3 separate regions of the Mus musculus genome follow, and all the other regions are linked to region 3. The links are chromatin loops, found by intact Hi-C in ENCODE. Cell type or tissue: heart. All regions are shown on one strand. Region 1 has its middle 120 kb from the start of 4930515L03Rik. Region 2 has its middle 110 kb from the start of 4930515L03Rik. Region 3 overlaps Plxdc2 (plexin domain containing 2).

What was found. Peaks named below come from ENCODE experiments on the same cell type or tissue, not always from the same donor. Only the 100,000 strongest peaks of a DNase experiment are listed, where the experiment ranks them.
Region 1: it touches region 3 in a loop (4-fold over the local background); 3 of 42 quality-filtered maps call a loop at or near these places.
Region 2: it touches region 3 in a loop (2.0-fold over the local background); 2 of 42 quality-filtered maps call a loop at or near these places.

The regions. Positions count from the first base shown.
Region 1 is chr2:16,888,241-16,896,240 of GRCm38, reverse strand. No RefSeq gene overlaps it. Among named protein-coding and RNA genes, the nearest start is that of 4930515L03Rik, 120 kb to the left of the region's middle. In heart, no CTCF peak of the experiment used is centred here; a DNase peak (open chromatin) is centred at 3,660.
Region 2 is chr2:16,900,845-16,908,844 of GRCm38, reverse strand. No RefSeq gene overlaps it. Among named protein-coding and RNA genes, the nearest start is that of 4930515L03Rik, 110 kb to the left of the region's middle. In heart, no CTCF peak of the experiment used is centred here; no DNase peak of the experiment used is centred here.
Region 3 is chr2:16,735,066-16,743,065 of GRCm38, reverse strand. All of the region lies in intron 13 of Plxdc2 (plexin domain containing 2), which reads right to left. Among named protein-coding and RNA genes, the nearest start is that of 4930515L03Rik, 270 kb to the left of the region's middle. In heart, no CTCF peak of the experiment used is centred here; a DNase peak (open chromatin) is centred at 4,685; H3K27ac peaks cover 390 bases.

The sequences.
Region 1 (8,000 bases), 150 kb before region 3:
GGAATTTGTGTTCTCTTAGTGTCTGTATAACATCTGTCCAGGCTCTTCTGGCTTTCATAGTCTCTGGTGAAAAATCTGGTGTAATTCTGATAGGCTTGCCTTTATATGTTACTTGACTTTTTTCCCTTACCGCTTTTAGTATTCTATCTTTATTTAGTGCATTTGTTGTTCTGATTATTATGTGTCGGGAGGAATTTCTTTTCTGGTCCAGTCTATTTGGAGTTCTGTAGGCTTCTTGTATGTTCATAGGCATCTCTTTCTTTAGATTTGGGAAGTTTTCTTCAATAATTTTGTTGAAGATGTTTGCTGGTCCTTAGAGTTGAAAATCTTCATTCTCATCCACTCCTATTATCCGTAGGTTTGGTCTTCTCATTGTGTCCTGGATTTCCTGGATATTTTGATTTAGGATCTTTTTGCATTTTCCATTTTCTTTGATTGTTGTGCCGATGTTCTCTATGGAATCTTCTGCACCTGAGATTCTCTCTTCCATCTCTTGTATTCTGTTGCTGATGCTCAAATCTATGGTTCCAGATTTCTTTCCTAGGGTTTCTATCTCCAGTGTTGCCTCACTTTGGGTTTTCTTTATTGTGTCTACTTCCCTTTTTAGGTCTAGTATGGTTTTGTTCATTTCCATCACCTGTTTGTATGTTTTTTCCTCTTTTTCTGTAAGGACTTCTACCTGTTTGATTGTGTTTTCCTGTTTTTCTTTAAGGACTTGTAACTCTTTAGCAGTGTTCTCCTGTATTTCTTTAAGTGATTTATTAAAGTCCTTCTTGATGTCCTCTACCATCATCATGAGATATGCTTTTAAATCTAGGTCTAGGTTTTTGGGTGTGTTGGGGTGCCCTGGACTGGGCGAAGTGGGAGTGCTGGGTTCTGATGATGGTGAGTGGTCTTGGTTCCTGTTAGTAAGATTCCTACATTTACCTTTCACCATCTGGTAATCTCTGGAGTTAGTAGTTATAGTTGACTCTGTTTAGAGATTGTTCTCCTGGTGATTCTGTTACCGTCTATCAGCAGACCTGGGAGACAGATTCTCTCCTCTGAGTTTCAGTGCTCAGAGCACTCTCTGCTGGCAAGCTCTCTTACAGGGAAGGTGCGCAGATATCTTGTGTTTGGACCTCCTCCTGGCTGAAGAAGAAGGCCCAAAACAGGACCTTTCTCAGAAGCTGTGTTGCTTTGGCAGTTCCCAGAAGCTGTCAGCTTCTGTGGTGCAGACTCTCACCTGTGCAGACTAAATTCCTAAGTTCCGCAGAGTCCCAGAACCAAGATGGCGACCGCTGCTGCTGAGACTGAGGCCACCTCCTGAGCCAGGCGGACACCTGTCCTCTGGTCCGGACAGTAGCCGGCTGTCTGCGGCCCGCAAAGGGTGCTGCCTCAGCGGCTCTGTGCTTCCGCCTGTCCCAGAAGCTTTCCGGTTCTCTGGCACACCCTCTCACCTGTTCAGACTAATTTCCTAAGTTTCGTGGAGTCCCGGAACCAAGATGGTGACCGCTGCTGCTGAGGCTGAGGCCGCCTCCCCGGATCTTGTTTTCTTATCCAGTCTGTTAGCTTATACCTTTTTATAGGTGAGGTAAGTTCATTGATATTGAGAGATATTAAAGAGATATTACTGCTTTTTCCTGACACAAGAGAAGAAATCAATCACAAGTGGGGAGGAAAGGAGGGGCCTGGGAAGGAAAGAGGATGGGGTGGGGTGGGGAGAGGGGAACCTGATCTAGTATTGGGAGAGGGAAAAGCACTGAAGCTCTGAGGGCCAGAAAAAAGAATGTAAACAGAAAATAGGAGTTTGGGGACCCTGCGCCCTCCCTCCCAGAATGCACTAGAGATCTAGGAGGTGAGAGACTCCCAGGACTTATAGGGAGGGACCTTTGATGAAATGCCTGACAGTAGGGAGTGGGAACTTATAGTGCCCATCTCCAACAGTAAGACAGGACATCAAGTGAGGGATGTGGTTTCAATACCACAGTCACACCTCTGACCCATAATTGTTTCTGTCTTAAAGAACTACAGGGATGGAAATGGAGAGGAGCCTGAGGAAAAGAAGGTCCAGTGACAGGCTCAAAGTAGGACCCAGTTCAAGGGGAGGTCTCAAGGCCTGACTCTATTACTGAGGCTGTGGAATGCTCACAAAAAGGGATCTATCATGACTGATCTCTGAAAGACCTGACAAACTGCTAAAAGAGTCAGATGCAGTTCTTTGCACCTAACCAATGGACAGAAGCAGCTGACCCCTGTTGTTGAATTAGGGAAGGCTGAAAGAAGCTGAGGAGAAGGGCAGTTCTGTAGGAGGACCAGCAGTCTTAATTAACCTGGACTCCCAAGATCTTTCAAACACTGGACTACAAAACAGACAGCATACACCAGCTAATATGAGGCCCCTAACACACATTGTGTAGAGGACTTCCAGGTCTGTGTTCATTCAGAGATGAAGCACCTAAGCCTCAAGAGACTGGAGGTTCCAAGGAGTTTAGAGGTCAAGTGGTGTGGTAGGTGGGGAGAGGTGTGGGATGTGGAGCAGTCAGAGGGTGGATGGGGAAGTGTGAGGAATGGAATATGGAGTGCAAAAATGAATTACAAATAGAATTAAATTTTTAAAAATGTATTAAGACTGAAATAATAACAAAATTGAAGATTTTATAGAATTCAATAAAAATTAATACACTGTATATCCAAACTTGTAGGACACAACAAAAATGGTGCTAAGAGGAAAGTTCATAGCACTAAGTGCCTACGTTAAAAACAAAACAAAAAACCAGAACCAAAACAAAACTAACCAACCAACCAAAAAATAAATCGAGAAATTTTATAGTGACAACTTAATAACAAACTGTAAAGCTCTAAGACAAAAAGAAATCAGCACATACAAAAGGAGTCGATGGCAAGAAATATTCAAACTGAGGGCTGAAGTCAATAAAATAGAGACAGAAATATACATAATGAATGAAACAAAAAGTTGGTTCTTTGAGACAATCAGCAAAATGGATAAACACTTATTTAAAGTAACTAAAATGTAGAGAGGGAGAATCTTCAAATTATCAAAATCAGAAACAAAATGGTGGGACACAACAGACACAGAAGAAATCCAGAGAATCATAAGGGCATACTTTAAAATCTGTACTCCACCAAATTAAAAGTCTAAAAGAAATAGATAGTTTTCTTGATAGGTACCATTTACCAAAGTTAAATCAAGATCATACAAACAATTTAAATAGACCTATAACCCCTAGTGAAATCATCAGAAAGCCTTTGAAGAAATTAAAAAGGCCCTAGTGACGGCCAGCCTTGGCCTTGCCTGACCTAACCAAGCCTTTCACTCTCTATGTGAATAAGAGAACAGGGGTTGCCAGAGGAGTCCTTACTCAGCCTTTGAGACCTTGAAAAAGGCTAGTGGCTTATCTATCCAAGAATTTAGACCCTGTTGCCAGTGGGTGGTTTTCTTTCCTAAAAGCTATTGCTGCCATAGCTCTACTTGTCAAGGATGCTGATAAGCTCACTCTGGGACAACAAATAACTGTAGTGGCACCCCACACACTTGAAAGCATTATCCGATAGTCCCCTGACCAATGAATGACCAACACTTGGCTCGTATGACACATTATCAGAGTCTTTTGTTTACTGAACGAGTGACCTTCACTCCCCCTGCTGTCCTCAATCCCACCTCCCTACTGCCCGAGACTGATGACTCTTCACCTACTCATCACTGTGCTGACATTCTGGCAGAAGAAACTGGCACTTGAAATGACCTGAAGGATCAGCCTTGGCCTGGGAGTCCGAGCTGGTACACAGATGGCAGTAGCTTTTGTTGAAGGTAAATGGAAGGCGGGGGCAGCAGTGGTGGACAGGAAGCAAGTGATCTGGGCCAGCACCCTCCCTGAAGGGACGTCGGCCCAGACAGCCAAACTTGTGGCTTTGATACAAGCTCTACGAATGGCAAAGGGGAAGTCTATCAACATTTACACTGACAGCAGGTATACTTTTGCCACTGCATGGAGCAATATACAGACAAAGAGGGCTGCTGATATCTGCAGAGAAAGACCTAAGATGCTATGGCTAAAGGGACTCAGATGGCAGACCTAACAGCCAAGCAGGCAGCCCAGAGTGTTAACCTTCTGCCTGTAGCAGAAAAGTCCAAAACCCCAGGACCCAGGCGGCAGTACACCCTGGAAGATTGGCAAGAAATAAAAGATAGACCAGTTCTCTAGGATCCCAGAGGGGACTTGCTAAACCTCAGAAGGGAAGGACATCCTACCCTACAAAAAGGACTAGAATATGTCCAACAGATGCATCGTCCAACCCACCTATGAGCTAAACATCTGCAGAGACTGGTTAGTACAGCTCCTTATCATGTTCTCAGATTACCGGGACTGGGCTGACTTGGTAATCAACTTTGTGTGCCTTGCCAGCTGGTTAATGCTAATCCTTCCAGAATGCCTCCTGAGAGAAGACTGAGGTGAAGCCAACCAAGTATGGTAACAAGTATTTATTAGTGTTTATAGATACTTTTTCAAGCTGGGTAGGAGCTTTTCCTACCAGGGCTGAGATGGCCAATGTGGTAACCAAGAAGATCCTAGAAGAAATCTTCCCCAGGTTTGGGATACCCAAGGTAATCAGGTCTGATAATGGACCTGCCTTTGTTGCCCAGGTAAGTCAGGGACTGGCCAAGATATTGGGGATTGATTAGAAGTTACATTGTGCATACAGGCCCCAAAGCTCAGGACAGGTAGAGGGGATGAATAAAACCATTAAAGAGACCCTTACTAAATTGATAGCTGAGACTGGCACTAAAGATTGGATAGCTCTCCTACCCTTTGTGCTCTTCAGGGTTAGAAATACCCCTGGACAGTTTGGACTGACCCCCTATGTATTACTCTATGGGGGGGGGGCTCCACTGGTAAAAATAGCCTCTGTACATAGTGCTAATGGGCTGCTTTCCCAGCCTTTGTTCTCTAGGCTCAAGGCACTCGAGTGGGTGAGACAGCGAGCATGGAAGCAGCTCTAGGAGGCCTACTCAAGAGGAGACCTGCAAGCCCCAAACCGCTTCCAAGTTAGAGATTCTGTCTACATTAGATGCCACCATGCAGAAAACCTTGAGACTTGGTGGAAAGGCCCTTATCTTGTACTCTTGACCACCCTACTTTCTACCCTTATGGGACTCCTTTTGATTGTGCTTCTGCTTTTTAATTATAGGTCCATGTGTGTTAGATAGGCTAGTCACCTTTATTAGAGCAAGACTTAGTACAGTGCAGCTTTTAGTTTTGAGACAACAGTACCATACCCTAAAGGATCAAGTGTGTCAGGGAGAAGATAGTGTCTAGTTCTAAGATTAGAACTATTAACAAGTAGAACTGGGAAATGAAAAAGCAAAACATAAAAACATAAAAACTAGGCCTTTAGGCCCAGGCTTGAGAATGTGACCTTTGTGACTCAATGCTCCAAGGCTTGCTAATCATAAAAGAGATAGCGACATTCCTCCACCCACCCGCTTCCTGGGTTCAGGGATTATTTGTTCAAAAAGGACCACCTTGACCATTCATGGAATCTGCTTTGCAAATGTGCTATTGTTAGGGGCTCACAGAAACTGTCTTGAGAAATAACCCACACAATTACCAGGTATTCCTTGTGACTCTTGTGACTTTGTACTTCCTCATGACTCTTAACTGGTATTTTTGGTATTTTCCAACAATGCCCTTCCCACCCCCTTGAGTTGTGGTTTTTTCCTTTAAATACCCCCTCTCCCAGCTACTCGGGGTGCCACAGTCCTCTACCCCTGCATGGTGTATAACTGTGGGCCGGAGAGCCCTCTTGAAATAAAAGTCCTCTTGCAATTTGCATCAAGACCATTTCTCGTGAGTGATTTGGGGTGTCTCCTCGCCTGAGTCAGAATGTGGGGCAGTCCTCACGTTGTGGGTCTTTCAGATACAACTAGAGAAACAATCACTCTGAGTAAAGTTACCTAGACCCAGAAAGATAAATATGATATGCATTCAGTTAACCCTGGCAAAAAAAAAAAAAAAAAAAAAAAAAAGAAAGAAAGAAAGAAAGAAAGAAAGAAAGAAAGAAAGTGCATAATAACTTTAAAGTAAATGATAGTCAAACTACAATCTGTAGACCCAGAGAAGTTACATAAGGAGGAGGGAGGTAGGGTACACATGGATCTACCAGGAGGGAAAAATGGAACTAATTTTGCAGGGAGGAGACTGGAGCAGGAGGGATTAGGTTGGGGGATAGGATGGAGGAAAGGAATGCAGGGGAAGATGGCTGAAATTGGGGGACAGTATAGAAACTTAGTTCACTGGAAGCTTCCTGGGATTTATGTAGGAGATCCTAGTAAGAACTCCAAGTAATGGGGAATATGGAGTTAGAAATGACTATCTCTTATAGGCAGGCAAGGCTCCTGGTGGCTGGATTGGCTTGTGTTTGGTTGAGTTGTTGGCCAAGGAGATCCAATGGTGATCGCTGAACAAGATCCAGGCTGTTCTTAGGACAGAGAATTGTTCTCTAAAAACTGAGATCATGGCCTCAATGCTGAGGACAAAATGCACACAGTTCCATGAAGGCAGAGAGGCATTGAGCTGATGCCTGCATGGAGCATTCACCCCTACATTCTAGTCTATCGTGCAGGGAGATACTCTGAGGGCTTCCAAAAAAGAAACCTGTACACCCAGGTCACAAAACCTTTGACCTACTATCCGTCCTGCCTGCCAGTTCTGCTAATGCAGTGGTGGCCCAAAACTTGTGGGAGTGGCCGTCAGTGTTTAGCTTAACTTGAAGCTTATACCACAAAAAGGAGTCCATGCTTGAGACTGCATTGGACGGCCAGGTACCAGAGACTGGTCAGCCCAGAAAGTAAGGGTAGAACCAATCATGACTCTTCTAAAAACCTGAAATATGAAATGATTTTAATGATATTCTGCTGTACTCAAAGATTGGTGCCTTGGTGTCCAGTTGTTGTCAGTGGTTTCCTCCTGCAGCAGATGGAAGCAGGTGCAGAAACCCAGAGCCAGACATTATGAAGAGAGAGAGTCTAAATTGGAGGTCTATGTGTAGTCTCTACATCCCTTGCAGATTGGAAAACTGCCTCAGAAGAGGGGGCAGAAAGATTTAAGAGTCAGAGGGGATGGAGGACACCAGGAGAACATAGCCCACTGAATCAGCTAAGCAGCACACATTCAGTCTCACAGAGACTGCAGCCACAAGCACAGGACATGTAGGGGGTCTGTGCCAGGTCCTCAGCTTACATGTTGTTGCTGTTTGCTTGGTATTTTAGTGGAATCCTAACTGTAGAGGCAGCTGTGCTTTCACCCTTTTGCCTGCTCTTGGCACTCATTTCCTTCTAGTGGATTGCCTTGTCCAGTCCAAGCTTAGTGTGAGGGCTTGTCTTATTGTATTTTTTTTTATCTTGGAAGTCTGTTCTTTTCTGAAGGAAGATGGAGGAGGAGTGGATCCAGGGGTAAGCTGGAGGGGGAATAGATGGGAGGAGCGGAGGGAGGAAAATTGTGATTGAGATGCATTCTATGAGAGAAGACTTTATTTTAATAAGAATAAATTAAAATGAAAAGAATACCTTTAAAGATTTATTAGTTACTTGTGTGTAGATGCATATGTGCTTGGGGATGTATACACACATGTATGAGGCATGATTGTCGGTGTCATGAATGGAAGTCAGCAGAGGGCATTAAGTGTCCTCCTCTATACTTCCTTGTCCATTCCTTTGAGCCAAGCTATCTCACAGAGCCTAAGATTCATGCATTCTTGGCTATGCTAGTAACTTGGCTATGCTTCAGTGACTCTCCTATTTTGGAGTCCCTCGGGAATTGAGGTATAGGCATCTGCAGGACATCCAGCTTGTAACATGAGTGTTGGGACTTAAACTTCAGCCCTAATAAGTATGCAGAGACCACTCTTAAGTACTGAGCTATCTCTCCAGTACTATGATTACAATTAAAATATCCTCAGCATCACCACCACCATCACCACCACCAGCAGCAGCAGCAGCA
Region 2 (8,000 bases), 170 kb before region 3:
ATATGTTGGCTTTAAAATATCCATATGGGATATTATGGAAAAGCTATAAGTAGAAACCTACCTCTAAACTGGGGACCTACCACTAAACTGGGTATCTTAGTTAAGGTTTCCATTGCCATGAAGAGACATCATGGGCAAGACAAGTCTTATGGAAGGACAACATTTAATTGGGGCTGGCTTACAGGTTCAGAGATTCAGTCCATTCTCATCTTGGTGGGAAGCATGGCACCATGGGAGCAGAATGATGAAGGCACGAGGTCTACAACTTGATCCAAAGGCAGCCAGAAGGATATTGTCATCTACAGGCAATCAGGAGGATGCTTTCTATTGCACTGGTTGTAACCTGAGCATAGTACCTCAAAGTTCACTTACACAGTGACACACCTCCTCCAATAGGGCCACACCTCCTACTATATGGTCACACCCCCTAATAGTACAACTCCCTATGGTCAAGCATTCAAACACATGAATCTATTGAGGGGAAACCTACTCAAACCACAGTGTAATACATTGTTAAATATTTTAAGAATTGTAGCCTGTTTATCTTCATAGTTCCAACCTTCTATCTACCTAGTATAGCCCTTATCTAGTCTAGACTCAGCAGATACCCCAGATTCCAGGCCCTGCCTTTTTCTGACCTAATTGTATTTACGGAGAACCCGAGGCATATTTCCCTTTCTTTTTCACCCTCTATAGTCTCATTTCTGCTATTGATCTAAGTAATCAAAACAATGCACAGAGACCTCAAGACATGAATTTATCTTTTATTTTCTCATATAGACTCATCTCTGCTATCGAGATAAGTAATCAAAACAATGAATGCATTAACTTTTTTGCCTAGCACCAGCTGCTACCACCTCTATCTAGTTCTTATTCCTAGTCAGATAAACTGTCCCTCCAGGATCTTGCCAAAGCCCCCAGAGACAATTCTACCTTCCTCTAAGGTCATTCACAGGTATTTCTCTGTCAGTTCCTCCAATGCCTCCTCAGCTCAGAATAATATAAGATTTGCATCTTTCCTATTATGGCCTTCCTGAGCTGCCAACTTTTCTTGACATCATTGCCAGCACTCTTTCCTTTCTCCTAGTTGTCTACCCACACAAGTATACTTAGTTTTCTCAATTATACCAATCCTTTTCCTGCCTCTAAGTTTTTTCTTCTACCAATGCTGCTCTTGTAGGATATCTAAATGGCTCATCCCTTCACTCCAACCTCTGATTAGATGCCATAATCTCAAGGAAACTTTCTCAGATCACCAAATTAATGGTTGTATTCCTTTTTACTACACCCAGATTATTTAACGTCTTAGAGAGTTCTATCACTCTCTGTGATATAAATGTTTGTAAATGGTAATATGAATTCCTGGACAGGAGGAATTTCTTCTTGGACAAATATAGGTCAAGTACTCAGAACTCTACCTAGCATGTGTAGCTAGCTCTCTATTTCTCATACATTTAACGGTCATTTCTTATGTTGATAAACCAGGAATGACTTGGTAAAAAGGTCTTTATACAAATAGCCATTTTGCAAAGGAATTGATAGGTGATGTCTTAGTTAAAGTTTCTATTACTGTACTGAAATATCATGACCAAAAATCAAGTTGGGAAGAAAAAAGGTTATTTGGTTTATACTTCCATATTGTTCTTTATTAAAGGAAGTCAGGGCAGAAACACAAACAGAGTGAAATCTAGGAGGCAGGATCTGATTGCAGAAGTCATAAAGGGATGTTGTTACTGGCTTGCTTCACATGGCTTGCTCAGCCTGCATTCTCGTAGAATCAAATACCACCAGACCAGATATGGCACCACTCACCATGGGCTGAACTCTCCCCTATTGGTTATTTATTGAGAAAATGCCTTACATCTGGGTCTCATGGAGAAATTTCCCAAACAGAAGCTCCTTCCTCTCTAGCTTGTGTCATGTTGGCACACAAAACCAGCCAGTACAGGTGGGATATGGAAATAATAGGTAAATGCTGATGGAACTTGGAGTCTGGAAACTTGAGTTCAAGTGAAGATTAACAACTTAATAGTTTAGGGCCATTAAATAATCAGTATACTGTCTTAGCTTTGATATGTCAATATGTACATACAAAATATTGTTTGCAAATATTTAATTAACATATTACAGATATGAAATAAAGCACTGTATAGAAAAGGATTTTGTTTTATGCCTAGAAAATATATCTTTGCCCAGTTAAAGAACAAAATCTAACTGGCACAGGAGTACCCATTAGATCGCAGCTTCTCTAATGTCCCTTAATATTTAGTTTTCCTATGGGGTGAAATATGGATTTATTTGAGACTGAGTTACATCACCTTTTCCACCATCAAGAGGGAGAAACCTGATCCACTTTATGTACTCTGAGTTCTTAATTTAGACTTTCACTTTGAAAGTGTTAGAAAAAAATTTTTTAAAAAAATCTATAAATGGCTATCCGAATTATTCCTTATTAGAGGTAGCAAGATAATTAAAAGATTTCTAAACTTCTCGCGGAGTACTCTTGTTCTTTGCAGAAAAGCTTGAGCATTTTAATGAAGCTGCATTTAAACTCTAGGGAAGCTCAGTCCTTCACACTCACTATGCAGTTCTTCATTCCTCTGAATGCCAAGCATATCATCTGCCCAAAGGCAGTGGGGATAAAGAAAAAGGCTACTGCATGTTGAAAGCAGTGCATGCTCTTGGTACAGAATACTAACTGGGAAGAAAACCATTTCCAGCATACTATTAAAGATGACTTGGTTACATAAGAAAGGAAAAACGATGACTGGATTCTAAAAATAAACAAAGAAGAAAGTACAATTAATTTTTTTCAAATTCTCAAACATTTGTTAGAACATAGAACCTGAGGTGGAATTTTGCTAAAACAACTTGAGCTTTTACCAAATAGCCAATGAAGAAGGATGTGTGTATATAGGACAATAAGGCTGTATTTAGGGAGTGAGGTGAGGATGGAGTGACAGTGATTGGTTGGAAAGGAGCTATGTCGAACAAGATTCAAGAAAGCATTGCTCACATGGAGAAAATAAGTGTCATATCAAAATAACAAATTTTGAGAATAATGTTTTAAATGGTCTGAACTGTTCCAGCAGGAAGGCTTAGACAGGAAAATGTATTTGAATACATAGATTTTAAACTTTTGCCTATTGCTGTTTTGATTTTCTAAGTGTCTAACAGAACTCAAAAGCTAATTCTGTTGAGAAAAGACTGAGTCAAAAGAGCATGGATACTCAAGATAGTGATGTCCTTGTTTGGTGTGGGAGGTGCAAACAGTTTAAGTCACACACTTTTAAAGGAATGGCAATTTCAAAAGCATTGTCTTGCTCTCTGTTGCTCCAGCAGCCCCAATCCTTCAGACTCCTCCCTAGTGCTGCAAAGGAAAAACAGATGCAGCTTTCCTTTCTCCTTCTTCTTGTCTACTGTGGATCCCATAGACAGGGCCCTACTGGTCTTCTTTCTCATAGCTGTGCCTGTGTCCCAACCCCCAGCTCCTTCAGGGCAAGCCCTGCTCAGCCACAGGCAATGTCTACCAGAACACCAAGAAGATTGCCTTCAGGTCTTCTTTTCTCTCTCTATTTCCATAGCAGACACCAAGTCTCAGGTTTGTTCCAGCTGCACTCTCTCTTCCCCTTTGTTTAAGCCTCTTGTGGATCCCACAGATTTTGTTTTAACATCCCAGAAATCATCACCTAGATCTATAACTACTATAAAAGCAGATGCTAGACACCAGCCTAAACAAAACATACAAACAAACAAACATAAAAGCAGTAATAGCATGAAAATATGTCTTCACTAGAGCCCAGTTATCACACAGCAGGCCATGAATATTCCAACATAGCTGAAACACACACACACACACACACACACACACACACACACACCCTCAAAACTACCTATATAAAGATTATTGATGTCCTTAAAGAAGAAATAAAAGCCAGGAAAACTAAAATAAACAATTAGAAAAAGTGAATAAATCCCCTAAGAAAGCCTAGGAAAAAACCAAATAGTTTAAGGAAAAAAAATTGTTCAAGACCTGAAAATGAAAATATAAGAAATATGTCAAGTGGTTGTGGTTCATGTCTTTAATCACTGCACAGGGGAAGGTAGAGGCAGTCAGGAACTCTGTGAGTTAGAGACCAGTCTGGTTTATAGAGATCAAGTTCCAGGATTGCCAGGATAACACCAAGAAACCCTGTCTTGAAAGACCAAAAACGAAGAAACAAAACAACAACAACAAAACCAAAACTCAAAACAAAGAAAAGAAAGAAAGAAAGAAAGAAAGAAAGAAAGAAAGAAAGAAAGAAAGAAAGAAGAGGGGAGGGGAGGGGAGGGGAGGGGGGAGGGGAGGGAGGAGAGGAGAGGAGAGGAGAGGAGGGGAGGGGAGGGGAGGGGAGGGAAGGGGAGGGGAGGGGAGGGGAGGAGGAAGAGGAAGAAGAGGAAGAGGAAGAGGAAGAGGAAGAGGAAGAGGAAGAGGAAGAGGAAGAAGAAGGGGAGGGGAGGGGAGGGGAGGGGAAAGAGGAAGAAGAAGAAGAAGAGGAAGAGGAAGAGGAAGAGGAAGAAGAAGAGGAGAGGAGAGGAGAGGAGAGGAGAGGAGAGGAGAGGAGAGGAGAGGAGAGGAGAGGAGAGGAGAGGAGAGGAGAGGATAGAGGAGAGGAGGACAGGAGAAGAGAAGAGAAGAGAAGAGAAGAGAAGAGAAGAGAAGAGAAGAGAAGAGAAGAGAAGAGAAGAGAAGAGAAGAGAAGAGAAGAGAAGAGAAGAGAAGAGAAGAGAAGAGAAGAGAAGAGAAGAGAAGAGAAGAGGAAGGACAAAAAATTCTGGAAATTAAAAATTCAAGCAGGAAGTACAGATTCAAGCTTCACCAACAGAAAGCAGGGAAAAGAATCTCAGGCATTGAAGATACTATAGAAGAGATGAGTACATTGTTCAAAGAATATGTCAAATCTAAAAATTTCCTGACTCAAAACTTCCAGAAAATTGGGGACACTATGAAAAGATCAAACAAGAATAACAAGAACAGAAGGACAAAACCCCAGCTCAAAAGTATGGAAAATATTTTTAACAAAATCATAGAAGAAAAATTTCTTAATCCAAAGAAATATGTGCCTATAAAGATACAAGAAGCACACAGTACACCAAATATATTGGACCAACAAAGAACGTTTTCTCAGCACATAATAATCAGAACACCAAGTACAGAGAACAAAGAGAGAGTATTAGAAACTACAAAGAAAAAAGACCAAGTAACATACAAAGGCATACCTATTAGAATTACATCTGACTTCTCAGTGGAGACTCTAAAATCCAGAAAAGCCTAGACAGATGTGCTGTAGACTCTAAGAGACCACAGATGCCAGCCCACACTACCATAATCCAGGAGAACTTATAATTACTATAGATGAAGAAAACAAAATATTCTTTAATAACTTCAAATTTAAACAATGTCTTCTACAAATCTAGCCCTACAGAAGGTACTGTAAGGAGAATTCCAACATAAGGTTGGGAAATAAATAACCTCATACCAGCAACCAAAAGATGGAAGCACACACACACTCCCATGGCCCATCAACACTAGGAGCAGCAAAATAAGAGAAATCAACAATCACTGGTCATTGGTATCTCTCAATATCAATGGTCTTGATTCCCTAATAAAAAGACACAGACTAACAGAATGCAACATCCAAGAAACACGCCTCAATATCAAGATTAGACATTATCTCAGAGTAAAAGGTTAGAAAAAGACTTTCTAAGTAAATATACCCAAGAAGCAAGAGATGTTTCATTTCTTAACATAGAGATACTAACGTTAAATCGTATATCAAATCACACACATTAATACTTGGAGACTTCAATATCTGACTCACACAATGGACAGCATATCCAGATAAAAACCAGAATTACTGGAGTGGGTAGATATTATAAACCACGTGAACCTGACAGATATCTACAGAACATTTAATCCAAATACAAAAGAATATATCTTTTTCTCAGCACCTCAGAGAGTTTTCTTAAAAAATGATCACATACTACTAAATAAACAGAAGCATATATATTCATGGAAACTTAACAACTCTCTACTGAATCAAAACTGTATTAATGAGTATTTTTGCATCAATATTCATAAGCAAGATTGGTCTGAAGTTCTCTTTTTTGGTTGGGTCCTTGTGTGGTTTAGGTATCACAGTAATTGTGGCTTCCTAAAACGAATAAGGTAGTATTCCTTTTGTTTCCATTTTATGGAATAGTTTGAGGAAAATTGCTATCAGGTCTTCTTTGAAGGTCTGGTAGAATTCTGCACTAAATCCATCTAACCCTAGGCTTTTTGTGGTTGGGAGGTTTTTAATGACTTCTTCTATTTCCTTGTCTGATATGGGCCTGTTTAGATAGTTTACCTGCTCTTGATTTAATTTTGGTAAGTGGCATCTGTCTAGAAAACCATCCATTTTCTAGATTTTCCAGTTTTGTTGAGTATAGACTTTTATAGTAGGATCTGATTTTTTTAAATGTCCTCTATTTCTATTGTTATATCTCCCTTTTCATTTCTGATTTTATTAATTTGGATCCTGCCTCTTGGCCCTTTAGTTAGTTTGACTAGGAGTTTATCTATCTGGTTGATTCTTTCAAAGAATCAGCTTTTAATTTTGCTGATTCTTTGTATTGTTTTCTTTGTTCTATTTGGTTAATTTTTGCCCTGAGTTTGACTATTTCCTGCCTTCTATTTCTCTTGGGTGAGTTTGCTTCTTTTTGATCTAGAGATGTCAGGTGTGCTGTTAGTTGTTAGTATAAGATCCCTCCCATTTCTTTACCAGGACACTTAGTGCTATGAACTTTCCTCTCAGCACTGCTTTCATTGTGTCCCATAGGTTTGGGTATGATGTGTCAACATTTTGATTAAACTCCAGGAAGTCTTTAATTTATTTCTTTATTTCTTCCCTGACCAAGTTATCACTGAGTGAAGAGTTGTTCAGGTTCCACATGTATGTGGGCATTCTGTAGTTTTTGCTGTTATTGAAGACCAGCCTTAGACCATGGTGGTCTGATAGGATGTATTACCATATTTCAATCTTCTTGTATCTGTTGAGAGTTGTTTTGTGACTAATTATATGGTCGATTTTGGAGAAGGTGCTATGAGGTACTGAGAAGAAGGTATTCTTTTCCTTTAGGGTGAAATGTTCTGTAGATATTTGTGGGTTGTTTTGTGATTAATTATATGGTCGATTTTGGAGAAGGTGTTATGAGGTGCTGAAAAAAAAAGGTATTCTTTCTTTTAGGGTGAAATGTTCTGTAGATATTTGTGGGTTGTTTTGTGACTAATTATATGGTCGATTTTGGAGAAGGTGTTATGAGGTGCTGAAAAAAAAGGTATTCTTTCTTTTAGGGTGAAATGTTCTGTAGATAGCTGTTAAATCTATTTGGTTCATAACCTCTCTTAGTTTCAATGTGTCTCTGTTTAGTTTCTGTTTCAATGACCTGTCCATTGGTGACAATAGGGTGTTAAAATCTCCCACTATTGTGTAGGGTTCAATGTGAGTTTTCAGTTTTAGTAGTTTCTTTTATGAATTTGGATGTTTTTGCATTTGGCATGTATGTTCAGAATTGAGACTTTCTCCAAAAAAAAAAAAAAAAGAGAGACTTTCTCATGATAGATTTTCCCCTTGATGAATATGAAGTGTCCTTCTTCATTGTGGTTGATAATTTTTGGTTGAAAGTTTATTTTATTGGATATTAGGATGGCAACTCCTGCCTGTTTCCTTGGACAATTTGTTTGGAAGTCCTTTTTCCATCCTTTTACTCTGAGATAGTGTCTGTCTTTGTTGTTGAGGTGTGTTTCTAGTATGCAGCAAAGTGCTGGATCTTGTTTTCTTTTTTTTTTTTTTCCTTTTCCATTTTTTATTAGCTATTTAGCTCATTTACATTTCCAATGCTATACCAAAAGTCCCCCATACCCACCCACCCCCACTCCCCTACCCACCCACTCCCCCTTTCTGGCCCTGGCGTTCCCC
Region 3 (8,000 bases):
ACAAATGGTGTCACCTGCAATGGGTTGGTCCCTCCTCTATTAATTAATAATCATGAGAGATATATTCAATCTGATTTATGCAATTCCTCGGTAGAGGTTTTCCTCAGATAACTCTAGGTGGTATGTGTCAAATTGACAATTAAGTCAAACTAGAAAAGATTGTCACATAAAATAAGAACACAGAAATCTGAATGTGTATCTTGTGATGCACATTCCTGAAGATTCAGGAACATAAAAGTATATTGCCATGTAAGTGAGCTTCACCAAAATCAGAGGGTGATTTTCCTATATTCTCATACACACAACTGTGACACCAAAAGTTTTCATCTTGAGTCTACAAATTTCATGCAAATGTACAAGGTACTATCTTATGGGCTGAAGATAACTCTGGGCTTAAATCAAGTACCCAGCATCCTAAGTACTCCAAATTCACTCTCTAAATGGATGCTTGTCACAGAGTTACGGACCAAATATACAACTTGGTATTCTAGTATAAGCATCCATGTAGCAGTCCACTTACTTGTGGACAAATAATAAAATTATGCTAAGCTTTTGTTCATATCAACATTGTGATAAGAAAACACAATAGTAGCAAGCTCTACCCTTTAGCAATTAGTTTGGTAAAGTTTTTCCAGCAAAAAAATATTTTTTCCTTACTATGGTTTAGAATTTCTGGCATATAATGCCATTAAAAAGTTAATCTTATTTTAAATTTTACCCAGAAATGGCCCCCTGTAAACAGACAAAACTCCCTCATTACCTGAACCTGGACCCAAACCTTAGTCTACAATAAAATGAAACGGTACAGACAAAAAGACTCATAATGAACGTAGGTGTTGATTTGCAGAACGTTTACTCTATTGTATAGGTTCTATATTCTTGAATGATATGCTACGTTCATGACTTTCTCATTCATTGCCAGACACTTTGATACCCTAACTGGGCATGATGATAATGACTATTAATGAATGCATTCAGTCAGCCAATGAAGTTACCCTTTTCACACATCTATTCAAAACATCTGCTAAACTAGAAGCGTACACACTGTGTTTAGGGAGCCATTCATTTGCATGTCAAAGCTTAAAAAAATGCTAACAAGTAGTGTTATCCCAAACCACAGCAGGAAGAATTCAAAGTGTATAAGATCAAATGCCCACCGAAAACACTCAACATATGCTATGAGTTTCAAGGAAAAGCCTTGCAGTTGAAGTTGACTCAGTAAAGATAGTTCCATGAACAGAATAAGTATACTATAAAGAGTAGCCAGAGTGAAGCTGACCACTGATGAGCTTCATTCTGGCCCTTCTATGTGGGGGAACATTCCTGGTCTTCAGAAACTCTCAGTCCCTGGTTTTGTGTAATTTGATTGTCCTTTTCAATAACTTTAGTAACCTTTTCTATCTCAATGTTTCTTCCAGGATATTTTGAATTTATTCAATCGAACCCCTTTGACATGCACATTAGACCTTATACAACTTCGCCTCAAAGCAGTCAGCCACCTGGGGATCTTAGGATCACACAAACCTAAAATACCCTATATCCTTTGGCACAACAGTGACTATCATTAGTCTCTGCCATTTTCCCAGTCTCTGCCTCACACTCTGTCGGCCTTGGACCATTTTCAATCAATTCACAAGTAGCTCTCTCATCTACATGACAAGCAATTCTAGATAAACTTTCATCATCTTTATAAAAAATTCTTAGCTATTACATTTTTGGATTTCAGATTCTACAGCTATTGTGGAAAGGTCACATACCCAGTTTAGTCCGACCTCAAAGAACATCAGTGCTTAGACTACTGCTTGCTTGTGGCATTCTCACAGTATGCCCAGTAACCAGATATTCAGGTCCCACATTCACCTCCTGCTATCCCCCAATTCTGTACAACTCACTCTATTTTTACTTAGAATTCATGCTTTTTCTTATCTGAAATTTCTTTTGTGTACTTGTTTTCTGTCCAATGCTCTTGTCTCAGCTAGCAGGTGATGTTATCACTTTCTCCTTTGCAAACACTTTGAGACACTCATGCCTTCTCACCTTTCCCCTTTCCCCTCCTCCTCTTACCCTATCCCCTTAATGCAACTTTCCTTAAGCCCACACTGATCCTGCCATCAGGCCCTACCTTCCTCCCTTCTCCTGTGACATGACAGCACTCTATACTACTTCAGAACTTTCCATTTTTCAATTTCCTTATGCAAATTGATGATATATTCACCTGAATTTTATTATTTCTTCTGATTTCAGCTGGTCCTACTTGCATTTCTTCCTTTCCTTATTGTTTCTGTGAAAAGCCTCAATTGAGATTTGGTCATAAACTCAAAGCCAACCTGCGTCTAACCCCTCACTCTCTGTCTTTAAAACTTTGCCTTCTGATTTTTCCACTTCTCTTACTAGAAAATTTAATTACCAAGTTGCGTGGATGTCCTGTATTTACTACTGAGTCCTTTCTTTCTCGCTTTACTAATTGAGAGGTCACTTTCCTTACCACTAAAGAACTGTGGATTTTCCAGATTGCATAACTTGGATTCTCAGTCTATCTGTAACACAGTTTCTGATCTCACTACAGAAACAGTGAATATTCAAAAGAACTGATTGAAAATATTTTCAGACAGACAAAGGAAAACTTAAACTCTATTTTTATCATTCACATGGTTCTTGAATTAACCCCATTCCACATCCTCTGTAAAGACCCAAATTCAGCTCAGAATCCAACCTCACAGAGTCACTGACAGAAGCATCTAACTGCTTTCTAAGGGTTCTTAATGGGCACACATATTTAATTGAGTAATAATTTGTTATCAGACAGGCAATCTACTCAAAAGAAAAGTAATCTGCAGTGGGTTTTGGAAACAATCTGGTTGAATGCTACCCAGTGACTTGGCCAACAGTCAAGACAATGCTACTGTGGTCATAAATGCTCTAGTAAAATCACATGTGAGTTAGTGCCTCTAGCTTCAATGGTATGACGGGCCGAGTTCCTCAAGAAACTGCTTTTATAAAGTTATTGCTGTTGGGAGTACCAATGTGTTTCTAAATCAAGAGAAAGAGCTGGCAGACTTGGTTCTCAGCAGCTTTGACTACAGGGATGGTAAAGGGACAGGCACTCTGTACCCTAAAGTACTTGTGGTTTTTTTTAGTCTGTGTCTTAATCACACAACTAGTGAACAGCCTGATTTAAAAAATTTAGGCTATCAAGCCTATGAGCTTACACTATTTAAAAATTTTATGCCATGTCTCCCTGCCAGAGTAGAACAAAAATAGATCTTTTGAAATGATAGCAATATTTTGACATTTTAAAATTTGTGTAATGCTGAATGAAATTAACACGCTAGCACACATTTTTATCTATTTAAGGTTTAATGGTAATTGCACTAATCACACGCAAAAATAATTAGCAAAGTGATATGCATGATGCATTGTTTGACTACAGCAATCACGTTTTCTAGGTACATATACTCAGGGGATCCTTTTTTTTCTTTCTTTTTTTAAGAGAGCAGAGACAGTTGATGGGAAAAGTGGTGTGGCTAACTGATCATTAAAGTAATCAGTTAGGATATAGTAATTAAGAAGGAATTTAGTAGAAAGCTCAATGAAATACAAGATATTTTATTCAGTATTTTTAATAATTCTTACCAGTGAAATGAAGTAATTATTTCATTGAATTAGAAACATTGTTTTAGTTTTGGGAATTTAAGTGAACACATACCAACCAGCAAAGTAAATGAAAGATGATGGCTATTAATTGAATCTTATTTTGATGACTGTATTTAAAAAGTAATCACTATGAAGTCTACATGATATACCAAATTATCTAGTGATGCACATGACAAATTCTAGCCTATTAGAACCATAGACATCAGAAGTGTGTGTGTGTGTGTATGTGTGTGTGTGTGTGTGTGTGTGTGTGAGGTCAGAGGGCAATTTAGGGGATTAAGTCTGTCCTACGTGTGAGGTCCTGTAATAGACCTCAGGTTTTTGGGTTCAGTAGCAAGCCCCTTTACCCACGGAGCCATCTTGCTGGCCCTCTTTTTGAAATAACATTTTGCTGTCGACTCTGCTTCTGTTTTTGTTGTTTATTTGTTTTTTTTAATTATTTACTTAATGTATGTGAGTTCACTGAAGCTGTCTTCAGACACACCAGGAGAGGGAATCAGATCCCATTACAGATGATTACGAGCCACTATATGGTTGCTGGGAATTGAACTTAGGACCTCTGCTCTTAACTCCAGTCCCCCCAACCCCCGCTTATGTTTTGTTAAAGCTCTGTAAACTGCCCCCTAATAGTGTTACTCTTTAACAAGAGTGTAATAGCATTTCAACTAGCTTTGATGTCTTGCCCCACTTTCTGGAGCTCGTGAGAACCGAATATCATCTTTTACCTCCTCTAAGAATAGAAACAAGAAGTAATTTATTTCAGTGTCTCATTTCCCCTCTTGACTTTTCTTAACGATTGAACTAAGACGTACCTTAAAGGAAAAATTCAGTTGTAAGAAATGTGCCACTTCAAGATAAAGAAAGATTTGTGGTCCTCTGGAATGCTTTTCTCTGCTTACTATATGGGTTTGCTAATGCTCATGTCTTCCCAAAGCCTCACAGCAGCTGCAGAGTGAGCAAGACCGAGAGCTTGGGAACGTGCCTTCCTCCCACGCAGCAGCAGCTGGGCCCCGTGGCTCTGGCTTCCCTCCTCGTGGCTCTGCAGACTGCCAGGAAAAGTTGAGGGACACGGCTGCCTGTGTTCACTTCATATTCTCCATGAGTTCTTGTTAGTCACAAATATTTTGGGGGATAGGTAACCAACAGAGTGTTCAGTGGCTCCAAGGACTTTTGTAGGGTGGAAACTGCCTGCCAGCCTGAGGAGTCCTGGACTGCAGTGACAGCTTTGCATCTGGCTGTCACTCAGTCTGAGTGAAAGGCTGTACTATCTAGTCTTTTTTTCTCCACAGGATTGAACTCTGTAGTTGAGTCAGAATCACACTTCTCATAGACATTTTAGGCACTGAGGCTTCTGATCCTTTATGTTTAATTGGGTTTGACAGTATCTTAATGATATAATCAGAATACTAATGAATATACTGTTATAAGAAATAAGAATCACCCTCTGTGATGTTAACATTGATAACTATGCTGTTATTTTCTGTATCCCCATAAATATATTTACTACAGAGTAAAAGGCACCATCCCTGTAGGTTTATTAAATAGAGCTCTGCATGAAATGCACTTGATATGACCACTTGGGGAATAGTGTGCTTTCGTTGGGGGAAGTCACAAAATCTTCTATTTGCATGCATTCCGGGGTTTCTATTTCCTTTAACATTCTATGATTCTGATCATCAAAAATCCTTGGAACTTCCACGTAAGGCACATATGTTGGGTCTCCAAAAATGAAAAGATTTTCAAAATGCAAGATAAATGGTTCAACTTTGTATTTAAGTTTTATTGTGAAATTATTTTACAATTTCTAAATCAAGCCAGAGTGCACAATGTAAGAATGGTGGAGTCGTTTGTTTCTCCCTTTAAGAGAAGTTAACTGCTTAGGTCAGCAATGGGTTTTCTTTACCTATTGTACTCAGGGTTTATTTCATCAACCCATGCCAAAAGTTCCATGAAAAGTCTTATGATAATGGCAATTATGCTTACCTCAAGTTCTAAACTGAGTTATACTTAAAACCAATTATTCAATGTAGAACCTGTATCTAATTTAAATAAAGTATTACCTTGTCACTCACTGGCCCATTGGCTCCATGTGGTGGGAAGCTCTTGTTTACTCTGGTAGGGCTGGCACACAGCAGAAACTCAACGAATAATAAATAAATGTACTAGCAAATGGCCAATATATCAGTTGCTTGTTAAATTTCTGTGTCTTTAGGTTTCTAATTTCTTCCTCCCCATTTGGAAAAAAAACCTACAGCTTTTCTCTAACTTGTGATATGTATAGAGAGAACCAATATTTTCCTCAATCTTCCCTCCCCACAATTTTATTTTAATAAACTAATGTTTTCCAATAGACATGTACACCAAGCTATAGAGATCACTTAAATTTATGTAGTGGAAACAGTCAAAAGTAAAAATAAGAGAAAACCATTTAGAGAGTGGGGCTTTGTTCTTCAGCCTAGGCTGCTCTTAAAGATATAATCTAGCCTCAGACTCCTTAGTGCTTGAGTTCAGTAAAATGCCATTTAATAATTTGTGATTATTTAAATTATCAATGAGATATTCTAAACTCAGTGTGTGTGTGTGTGTGTGTGTGTGTGTGTGTGTGTGTGCACTAGAAAAATTGTCACATCTGGAGCTGCTAGTTATGAGCTGCTTAATGTAGGTGTTAGAAACTAAATTCAAGTCTCCTAGAAAAGTTATCAAGCCATCTTAACCACTGAGACACCAATCCAGCTCCAAATACTGGAATTTTGTTTTTAATGGGAAATGTTTATTTTGTATGATTTTCATTATATAATAATGCTTTATTTCCTTGAGCTTATAATTATTTTTATTTGTTTTCTTGTCAATTTTGATTTTATTACTCATGTTTATTATAATCTTTAATAAACCACAGAATTTATGCCTACAAACATTCAGAAATCATAAAATTTAATAAGGAATGTTGGTTATGCTAATCTAGGCAAAGAGGTACCAGTTTTATAACAAATTTTTGAAAATGTAAAATGCATTTTTATGTTAACATTTGTCTCTGCCAGTTTGTTTGAAGATAACAAACTATATTTTAAAATGGATTTTAAAGCATATATAGACATATCAGATTTTGACCAAAATCAGATATCTTTTGGAAAACAACAATATAGCCAGACAGACACTAAAAATATAAGCTATCTAGCATAAAACTCAAAGAAAATACTTGGTCTCAAATCTTCAGAGGATAATGGAGGATTTTAAGAGATAAGTTAGTGAGAAAGAGACTAAATAGAAGGAAGGGAGAGGATGCTGGGGCTCCTGTATTTTAAGAAAAACATGTAACCCATGGATCTGCTCCTCTTGGCTTGCTTTATTTCCTTCCTACAAATAAGATGTTTAAAAGCCAGGCCCTGTAAATATCATATGATGAGGAATGTCTGTGCCTATAAAATATGTAAAAACGGGTATATATTTTCTGCAAGAACAAATACACAGAGAACAGCCCCTGTCATTGTCATCATTACTCAAAATAGAAAATAATGATTAACAACTTCATGAACGACTACTGCTTGAGCCAGGGAGTGGCACTCTTAGGAGACATGGCCTTGTTGGAGTAGGTGTGGCTTCATTGTAGTAGGTGTGTCACTGTGGGTGTGGGCTAAAATACCCTCACCCTAGTGGCCTGGAAGTAAGTTTTCCATTAGCAGCCTTCAGATGAAGATGTAGAACTCTCAGTTCCACCTGTACCATGCCTGCCTGGATGCTTCCATATTCCTGCCTTGATGATACTGGACTGAACCTCTGAGCCCGTAAGCCAGCCCCAATTAAATGTTGTCTTTTGTAAGACTTGCCTTGGTTATGGTATTTATTTGTTCACAGCAGTAAAACCCTAAGACAACTTATACACATCTGGGCAGTAGTTTCAGCACAATTTATTAAGTCTTTAAACTGTTTAATTCTTTTTGATGATTATATTTTACCAAATCTATTATAAAGACATAGCATAATACGATACTATTACACTACATTTAAGAGACCATTGCACTGCATTTCTACTTATAGACCGTGAAGAAAATTCTGTACCAGAGAGAAGCAGCACGCAGTCCAGTCCTGTGGTTGATGGTTTGATTTCTGAAAGTGGAACACCAGTGCTCAAATTCTGACTCCCATTGAGTACAGGAGCGATGTTGAGTAAATCATTTAAGATTGATGCTTCAGCTTCCTTGTGTCTGGAGATGGAGATCATCCTAGGCCATATGTCTCCATCAGTACTAAGTAGAGAAATGGAGGGGGACCTCTTCCCTACCATATATGCTCATGAGGGGTCTAATTATAAAGTAAGAAATAAGAACAATTCATTTGGGAAGGGAGGA